2 separate regions of the Mus musculus genome follow, and region 2 is linked to region 1. The links are chromatin contacts, found by POLR2A ChIA-PET in ENCODE. All regions are on one chromosome and are shown on one strand. Each heading gives the region's core, a stretch centred on a gene start or an enhancer-like site at or near the end of the contact. The rest is flanking DNA. Distances are from core to core; before and after follow the strand shown.

Region 1 (4,666 bases), core at 1,561-4,060:
GTCCTTCTGTGGTCTCCACATGTGCACACACAGGTGCATCCAGCTACACACACACACACAGGTGCATCCAGCTACACACACACACACAGGTGCATCCAGCTACACACACACAGGTGCATCCAGCTACACACACACACACACACACACACACACACACACAGGTGCATCCAGCTACACACACACACAAACACAGGTGTATCCAGCTACACACACACACTGTGCAGGGTGGTACACACCTTTGATCACAACCCTTGGAAAACCAGTACTTCCAAGGCAGAGGGAGGCAGAACTTAGTGAGTTCAAGGCCAGCCAGAGCTGCACAGTGAGTACCCATCTTAAACCAAAACAAATAACACAAAAGCATTCATACAAGGCAGTAGCCATTTCCGAGGAATGGCAGGTTAAAAGTTGCTTTCATAGCCCAGACACCAGCCCCTGCTGCTTTCTTGGTTCTTTGGGATGCCTGACAGAAGGTCTGCCACCCCAGGGACAGAGATGTCTTCTTATTTTAAGTGGAAAAGGGCTGCTTGCTGAGTCATAAAAGACACCATTGTTCACAGTCCAGAAAGCATTAATGAATAACTCAGTGTATGGCCTCTGGTCCCAGGCATGGGAAAGGTGCAAAAGAGCTGTTTCTATGATATCAACAAAGTACAGCTTTCCTTCTGAAGTCTCTCTATAACTCTCTCTCTCTCTCTCTCTCTCTCTCTCTCTCTCTCTCTCTCTCTCTCTGATGTGCAGATGTGAGATGTGTATACCCCATACACATGTGGAAACCAGAGGAGGACATCAGCTGCCCTGCTCTCTCTCTCCCCTTTATCCCCTTGTGACAGGGTGTTGGCTGAACCTGGAGCCAGGCTGGCAGCCAGCAAGGCACCCCTTACAATGCTGGGATTAGAGGCCCATGCTACCCAGCCTGGCTTTTGGGGGTGGGGGTGGGAGGCTCTAGGGATTTGAACTCAGGTCCTCATGTTGCTATAGTGAGTGTCCTTGCCAGCTGAGTTCATCCCTCCAGGCCCCGTTTTGAGAGGTGATTGGAAGCAGACCTGGAATGGGCTTGCTGGAGGTCTGGCAGGGAGATGGTACTCCTCTGAAGGCAGCCTGTAGATCTGCTAAATCCAGCCTCCCAGACAGGAAGGCAGGATGGGATCCAGTGCCTGTGGAGGAGGGGAGTCCAGCAAGACAGGAGAGACTGAGTAGATCTGCCGGTCAAGCACCTCTCTGCAGCCCCTGGGAATTGTTTCTGCTTCTGCGTCAGTGATGTTGGGATTCATCAAGGGACTGTAGAGGAAGAGCTGGCCCCAAGGAGCTGCTAGGAGCCCACTGAGCCCATTCTGCTCACTGCCAGGGCCTGGTGTAGTGTAGAACATAGCATTCATGTGTGGCTGAGATGGAATGACGGCCAATGTCCTACACTGACAGCAGTGCAGGGTGGCAGGGTGCGAGTGCTCTTCTCTGTCCCCAAGCTGAAAAGCAGGGGTGCTGGGTATGGGTGTTATTGCCATAACAACAGCAAAGAGTCAGTAGAGTGCACCCCACTACCATAGAACAGTCCCCCCCAAATCCACCTGGCACAGTCCCAGCCCCCAGGACCTTTTGAAATAATGTTGTGGCAGATGTAAGCAGCAGAGGTTAAAATTGTTGGGATGAGCTGAGCATGGTGGAGCACAACTTGAATCCCAGCACTTGGGAGGCAGAGGCAGGTGGATCTCTGAGTTCAAGGCCAGCCTGGTTTACAGAGTTCCAGGACAGCCAGAGCTACAGAGAAACCCTGTCTCAAAAGAAAGAGAGAGAGAGAGAGAGAGAGAGAGAGAGAGAGAGAGAGAGAGAGAGAGAGAAAGAGGGAAAGAGGGAAAGAGGGAGAGAGAAAAAGAGAAAGGGAAGAAGGGAGGAAGGAAAGAAAGAAAAAAGAAAATCAGACAGCAAAGAAGGAAGGAAGGAAGGAAGGAAGGAAGGAAGGAAGGAAGGAAGGAAAGAGAATTGATTGTTGGGATGGCCCTACCCCGGTGTGGCAATGTCATAAAAGGAATACTTGGATACAGAAACATGGGAGAATGTTCCCAGAAGTGGAGGCCCCGGAGGGAGATATCTAGCAGCCCAGAATTACCTAAAATTGACAGAACATCTCAGAGGCTGGGAGAGAACCTGGGCTCCCTGGAACAGACAGCAGGGACAGCAGGCCACAAGAGGGCTGATGACCAACACCTTAGGATCAGACTTCTGGTCTCTTGAACCACAGAAGATGCCCTTTGGGGAGATTTTCTTTTGTTTTGTGGGACTGGCTACATAGCCCAGGTTTGCTGAAAACTCAGGCAATCCTTCTGCCTCAGCCCCCTAAGCGCTGTCTACAGGTGTGAGGGACTGCACCCTGCTTTATTTTCTGTTTGTAAAACCCGTTTGTATCACTGTGTCACGGCACTGGCAGTAAGCTAGCCACCCCTCCTTTAGTGTGCTTCTTTCCCTCTGAGTAGATGGGAAACTCAGTCCCTGGAAGACAGATGGGTGGGATGAAGATCCCGGGGCACAGACTGGTGTCCTCGGGCAAATGGCTGCATCTTTCTGTCCTTATTTGCTAATCAGTACCAAAAGATGACTGCCAGGCTTCTTTCTGCTTCTCAGAGGGCTGGAAACCAAGGGCAGATCCTTTCGCAACACGGCAGGGGCGGGGCTAGATAGGTGAGGCGGGGCTTGGTGGGTGGAGCCTGGGTGGACTCGGGGTGGGGCCAGTCGTCCGCTCGACTAGCTCGACGCTTCCTGGACCCGCTCGGTGTTCAGCCATCTGCCCTGCGTCGCCGTCGCTCTCCGCTCTGGATTTCGCCGTGATGTCGACCGCAATGAACTTCGGGACCAAAAGCTTCCAGCCGCGGCCCCCAGACAAAGGCAGCTTCCCGCTGGACCACTTCGGTGAGGCGAGGCGAGGCACAGGCTGATGGCGGCCTGGGATCGGGTGGCAGAGTTAGGAATACTGAATCTGGGTGGCAGCGTCTCGGGTGCTGAGTCTGAGTGGTAGGGAGTGCTGTTTCTCGGTGACAGGATCAGGGGTATTGGAAGTAGGTGGCAGGATCTGGGATACTGGTTCTAGATGGCAGGGTCAGGGGTACTGGGGTACTGGGTTTGGGTGACAGAGTTATGGGTGCAGGATATCTGGGTGGCAGGGTCAGGGGTACTGGATCTGGGTTCAGGGTCTGGGCTGCTGGGTCTGGGTGGCAGAGACTGGAGTGTTGTCTCTTTGCTATAGATGGCAGGTTTGGGGGCACTGGGTTTGGATGGCAGGGCCTGGGGTTGTAGATCTGGGTGGCAGAGCCTAAGGTACTAGATTTGAGTGGCCGGGTCAGAGTTGCTGGATTTAGGTGTAATGTCTGAAGAGTTAGATGTTGGATGTGACAGGGCCTAGGGTGCTGGATCGAAGGTCTGAGAGCCAAAGTGAAGGAGCTGAATATGAGGGACAGTGTGTGGGGTTATAGACCTGGGTGGCATTGTCATGTGTGTTGATGACAGGATGCTAGAAATGGTGGGTGGGGTCTGAGGTACTGGACCCTGGATGCAGAGCAGTTAATATTACAGGTCCTTCCCGGGTAGTGGGGCTGGGCGTGCTCAGAGCACTGTGGGGGTGCAGTCAGAGAAACTGAGTCTTGAGGGCCCCTATTTCAGAGGGCCACATGTCATGGCTCTCCAAGTAAGACTTGGGGCTAATGTGATAGGATGGTGACAGGCCTCCTGGAACGGAGCTTGATGTTAGGCCCCCTGGCGGCAGCTCAGCTCAGCGCAGGACATACCCACCCTCCCCTAGCTCCAGGCTCTGGGTCTGCCGTGAACATTAGGCAAGGAAATATTTTCAAAAAGCTTTTTGATATCTAACACTGGGGCTGAAAGCCCGGGTTTGGCACATGCTAGGCGAGTGTTCACCTCTGAGCCACGCCTCCAGCCTGGAGGATTTCTAGTCACCGTTCTGAAGTCTGCAGTTAACAGGCCTTTTGGGAAACTGGAACATGGGAAAGAAAAAAAACAAACAAACTGGGAGAGAGTTGGAGATTCAGATTACAGAGGCCGAGCTGGTGCCTGGCACGCACAGGAACCTGAGTCCAGTCCTCAGCACTACAATAATTAAAAAAAGAAAAGACTGCCCTGCCTACCACCAGCACATAGGACATCCCCCCCCCCCCCACCTACCACCAGCACACAGACCTCCCCACAAGTCCTACCACCAGCACACAGCCCTGAGAGATGCAGCAGCCCTCAGCCCTCGTGTTAGTGTAGAAACGGCAGCTGTTAGTGTAGATTAGACGCTTCGGTGAACTGCTGTAGAGACTCCAGCTCCAGGGACAGCTTTAGAGATTACTGGTTTTTTGGGTTTTTTTTTTGGGGGGGGGGGTTCCGAGACAGGGTTTCTCTGTGTAGCCCTGGCTGTCCTGGAACTCACTCTGTAGACCAGGCTGTCCTCGAACTCAGAAATCCGCCTGCCTCTGTATTTTTTAAGTTATGCTTATTTATTTAGTGTGTTTGGGGATATGCCATGACACGTATATAGTCAGAGGACAAACTGTGGAAAACTGGGATCTCTCCACCCCCACGTGTGTCCCAGAGATCAAACTTAGGTTGTCAGCCTTGGTGGCAAGCGTGTTTACCCACTGAGCCATCTCACTATTTTTAGATTATGATTTCATTG
Region 2 (4,934 bases), core at 1,128-3,627, 35 kb before region 1:
CCCTGCCTTCCTGGCCTGTGATAAGAAAGCTGAATGACGTACATGAGTGGTTTGGATTCTCAGAGCCTCTTGCTCTCCCCAGTTCACACTGCAGAGGAAGGAGTGCGGCCAGGCAGTCTGCTTTGGGTCCATTGAGCACAGCAGCCTATCTCTCTGTGTGCAGAGGAGCAAGCTTGGGCCAGGCAGCTTGCTTAGATACAACATAAAAACAGCGCCCTGTCTCTCTCTGAAGAGAGCTGCTGCCAGCTGCAGGAGAGCTGGGTGGGGGATAGAGAGGCTGAGACCAAATTACTTCTGCCTCAGAGCAGGCAGGGTGCCTATATGGGACCCTGGGCTGCCTTTTTCCCTGGAGGAAGAGAGAACTTATTCTTCTGCTCACAGTTTACTTGTTAACTTGGATTCTTTCCCTGACTAACACAGTTTGAGGCCTGTAGCCTCAACTACAGACACAACACCAGGAGGAGGTAGTGGGAAATAAGCAACAACAACAACAAAAATAGATAAATAGAGGCGTCCTCAGAACAAGGAGCAAACTCAGAACAGATAGTCTCCGTTTCAGTCACCGGGTAGGCGTGCACCCCCATCTGGGCTCCTGATAACCTCAGCTTTTAAAAAAACCTGGGTGTGGCTTCACCTGCAGGGAAGTGCTCAAAGCCACAGATCTTATCATGGCTCTGGTGGTTATTTTTACTCATCTTGTCACATTTGCTCCCATCACAACAATGCTCTGCTGGGTTTACAGCGCTCCTAATTCAGATGGGGAAACTCCTGTATGAAAGGGTCCCCAGAGTGGACATTGGGGTGCACAGGTCACTCTGCGTCTCTGCTGAAAAGTCAACCACGTCTCTCTGCAGACCGAGTCCTCTCTGCCTTTTGAAGCCTCTGTGGTGCTTGGAGTCCTGGGCCACCAGGGCCTTTGAGAGCTCAGAGACACATGTGACCCAGTGCTGGCCAGCCAGACTTGTAGGTTGAACTGTCCGGCTGCTGGGTCAGGACAGCTCGAGCCACAGGGAAGCTGAGAGGCTGCAGGCAGGAGCAAGTAACTAGGGCAGGTTAAGGAAAACAGGAGCCTCACTTGTGAGCACAGATCTCACTCCCCCAAGGGCTTGGCTTCATGTCTCAGTATGTTTGGGTCATTAAAGGAGGGGATTATGCTAGGACATTGTGGGGTAAGGAAGGAGAGAATGCCCAGGGAGCTGCAAGAGTCTCCTCCAGTCTGTGAACCACACAGGCATCCCCTCCCAACTACTCAGCCTACACATTCTGACCTAAATCCCCATGCATCCCCACATTAGGTTTAGCTGGATGTGTCGCAGCTTTCTTCATGAGCCCATTCAAGAGTCACGGGGAGCCGGGCGTGGTGGCGCACGCCTTTAATCCCAGCACTCAGGAGGCAGAGGCAGGCGGATTTCTGAGTTCGAGGCCAGCCTGGTCTACAAAGTGAGTTCCAGGACAGGGCTACACAGAGAAACCCTGTCTCGAAAAACCAAAAAAAAAAAAAAAAAAAAAAAGAGTCACGGGGACACTGATACACTGTACCCTGGGAGCAACCAGAGGTTCTAGTTTGGAAATCTGGACCTTGTGGTTGTTCTTCAAAGACTTACATGGCAGGTTAGGATAATGTGACTGTACCCTTAGTGTAATTATTAATAGTGTTTCCTTGCACTCACAGAGATAGTGCCTGGTCCCCTATGGGTGGAGTGGCCTCAGGACACGTCCAGAGGCGTTTCAATAGGATTAACTTATAGTTCTTTCAAGCTAGCTTAACCCCAGGTTATCAGTGCCTCTGATACATGGAGGTGGACATAGATGTCAGGTTGCTGGATCAGGACGAGAATAGGAATGCAGCTCGCAAGAACATAATCACAGACCGGGGCGCGCTAAATTGGCAGGTGCTGTTCTGGACAGCGGGTACTAAGTTAGTCCTAGTCAGCAAGCCTGAGGACCGAAGAAACTGTATCCCTTCACTTGGGGTTCTAGTTGCTGGTACTGCCTCCCGTGCCCGATGAATGTTCAGGGCCGATGGCGCAAGTTCCGCTATCTCTACGCACGGGTTCCAAATGTCCTGACGCTCTTAACCAACAGAAGGGACGAAGATGGTAACCGTAGCGTCCTAGGAGAGCCCGTCCGCCTCCTCGGGCAGCAAACCCACCGCCCGCCGCGGGTTCAGGACCACACTCCCTGTCCCTGGCGTCCACCCAGCGCAGCCTGGCGCGGTCTCCTCCCGCCTGGAACAGAGCATTAGGGGCTCCCCTCCCCGGGCCCCACTCACCGCTCGCTGGGCGGCGGCCCGCGCACCGGCCGCGGGCGGGCAGCTGGGCTTGCAGGAGGCAGCGGAGCTCACGGCGCGCACGCCGTGGGGGCTGTGTACACACGTGACCCCGTCCCGCCCCCGGGGGCTGCTCGCGTGGTCCCGCCCCCGCCCGCCGAGCAACGCCGTCAGGCCCTGCCCTCTCTCCCGACCCACAGCTCGGTGGCTCCGCCCTTTTCTTGGAACCGGTGCTTAGTTCCCGCAGGCTCCGCCCCCAGTCCGAACGGACAATCCCCTTGGCCAGCCACGGCCGGCCGCCTTAATGCTGGAGGGCGGCGCACCTGCCCCCATTAAAGTTTGTAATTTCCCCGACCTGTGCTTCCCCGGTCCTAGAGGCGTCTAAGTGGAGCTGTCCGGAGAAAACAGCTCCGACCCACTGTGTAGCTGCTGTCCAACATGAAAGTGGGAATGGTGCCATTTAGAGTATTTGCCTAACAGTCAGGAAGCCCGGCGTTTAGTCCTCAACACCACATAAGCCAGGGGTAGTGGTGCGTGCATACATGTAGTCCCAACACTCAGGAGATAGAGCAGGGAGGATCAGAAGTTCAAGGCTGTCCCTGGCTACATAGTCACCTGAAGGGTATCCTGGGATACATGAGATCTTAAAAAACAAAGAGTAACAACAACAAAATACACACACACACACAGATAGCCTAACTGGGCATGATGGTGCCCATCTATAATCTCAGCACTCAAGAGGCAGAGCAAGGACTGCCATAAATCCAAGGCTGTTGTAGCTTACATAGCAAATTCTGGGCCAACTGGGGTTGCAAAGTAAGACTGTCAAAAGTGGGGGGAGGGTCCTGGAGTTGTTGGCCCAATTGCAAGCAGGAGGACCTATGTTTGATCCCTCAGAACCCATGTCAGAAAGGTTGAGTGTGGTAGCATGTGCTTGTAGTGCTAGGGAGGTGGCAGGCGCTGGGGCCCTTTGGGCCAGCCTATCTAACTTTCACATTTCAGGCCACCAACCACCCCCACCCCCAAAAAGCCAACCCTGTCTTATAAAAAACAAGGTGGACAGCACCTGAGGAATGATGGCCAAGGTGGACCTCTGGGCTCCATAGGCACATAATCTAAAATGAAAGTAAACCATAAATAATTGACCCTCAGGATTCCTGGTGAGACTCTGAAGTGTCAGGGTTCCTGGGCCTTCCAGAGGGTTCCTGTGAGGTTTCACTCACAACTGGGGAGTGCTGCTGGTGAACCGAGCACCCTCCTAGTGCAAGGCCCCACTGGCTGCCTGCTCTGCACCACCCGAAGCACAGCACAGATGTTCAGAGTAAGAGGGCCCAGCCGCCGACTCGGCTGCGGGCGGTCCTCCCATTGAGCAGGCATGTCCCCGAGCTAGACATCTTGGACATGGTAGGGTGTGTGAATTGCTGTCTGACCTCGTGCTCTGAGGTTGATATTTGAAAAATCCCACAGAGCTGGCCTCCCTCGTGCTGCAGGGAGGGCTCCTAAGGGTCAGGCATGGCCCCTGCTCGGGCCGTGTACTCAGTGGTCACGAGTCTCAGCTCACACAGCAGCCCAGTGCCCTGCCGAGGCCAAGCGCCATGGAAACGCCCGGAACTTCCCTTCCCGGGCCACATTCTTGGGACTTGGCAGGTCTTCCTGGCTGTTCTGGAGTGGCAGTTGATAAGATCAGCTGCATTCCACAAGGGCACTTCGAAATGCTGGGCAGGAACCAGAGAGCAGCCCTGTTTCCCCGAGCCGTTGCATTTGTCTTTCGTGGGCTTGGGGTGGTGGTGGGGTTACATCTGTCCTCACCAGTTCCCCATGTTCTCCACTTTCTCTCGTGCATTTGAGCATTGTTGGGAAGGTTCGAATCTAGGGGACACTGGCCAGGAGCAGGGAATATGTTTAAGTTAATTATTAGTTTTTGATGGGGGCTAGGGGCTGTAGCTAAGTTGGTAGAACGCTTACTTAACATGCATAAAGCCTAGGACCCATCCCCAGCACCACCTAAACAATGTATGGCGGTGGATGCCTGCAATCCCAGCACATAGGAGGCGGGAGGATCAAGAACTCAAGGCCAGCCTTGCCTTTAGAGCACTTTTAAAGCTAGCCTGATCTCCATGAGGTTTTCTCTCAGTAAATAAATTACTTTATTTGTAGAGTTACATGAATATAACCTATTGCCACTGAGAACCTAGCATATTGCAGACTTCATTTTATTTTACTTTTGACACAGTGTCTTACCCAGTCTAGCCTTGAATTTGCGATCCTCCTTTCCGAGTCTCCCAAGTGTTGGAATGACAGAAAAGAGCCGTCTCACCGATCGCCAACTATGGAAAGGTGGCCACGTTGAGCTGTGGTTGAGGCAGGTGGTCTGAGTTCACTTGAAGCTGTGGTTCCTGTGTGGTGAGCCACAGGTCATCTCTGTCAGCACAGGTCCCGGTGCCCTTTCTGGTACCCTTCCCATCCCTTCTCATCAGTCAGCTACCCTGGCTGCCCGCCAGGGCCTTTCCTGTCCTCGGTGGAAACAGATCTTCCCCCTTAGTAACACGAGAAGGGCCAGGCTTCATCTCCAGCTGCAGCTAGGCCTTCCGGCCTCCAGATGATCCCGATGTCATTTTCGGTTGCTCTTGGCAGAGGAGAACCTGGCATGCAGTGACACAGTTCA

What was found. ChIA-PET counts read pairs that join two places held with the same protein, here RNA polymerase II (POLR2A).
Region 2: POLR2A ChIA-PET joins it to region 1 with 14 read pairs in Patski. The contact joins the promoter of Gpr146 here to the promoter of Cox19 in region 1. POLR2A ChIA-PET finds 5 or more read pairs at or near these places in 4 of 5 experiments (Patski and embryonic stem cell).

Annotation. Positions count from the first base shown.
Region 1 is chr5:139,343,310-139,347,975 of GRCm38, reverse strand. It overlaps Cox19 (cytochrome c oxidase assembly protein 19), which reads left to right and starts at 2,810. Exons shown (of 3, transcript NM_197980.1): 1 at 2,810-2,904. The coding sequence starts at 2,823.
Region 2 is chr5:139,378,082-139,383,015 of GRCm38, reverse strand. Gpr146 (G protein-coupled receptor 146) reads right to left here and starts at 2,377. Exons shown (of 2, transcript NM_030258.5): 1 at 2,273-2,377. All of the region lies in intron 2 of 3110082I17Rik (RIKEN cDNA 3110082I17 gene), which reads left to right.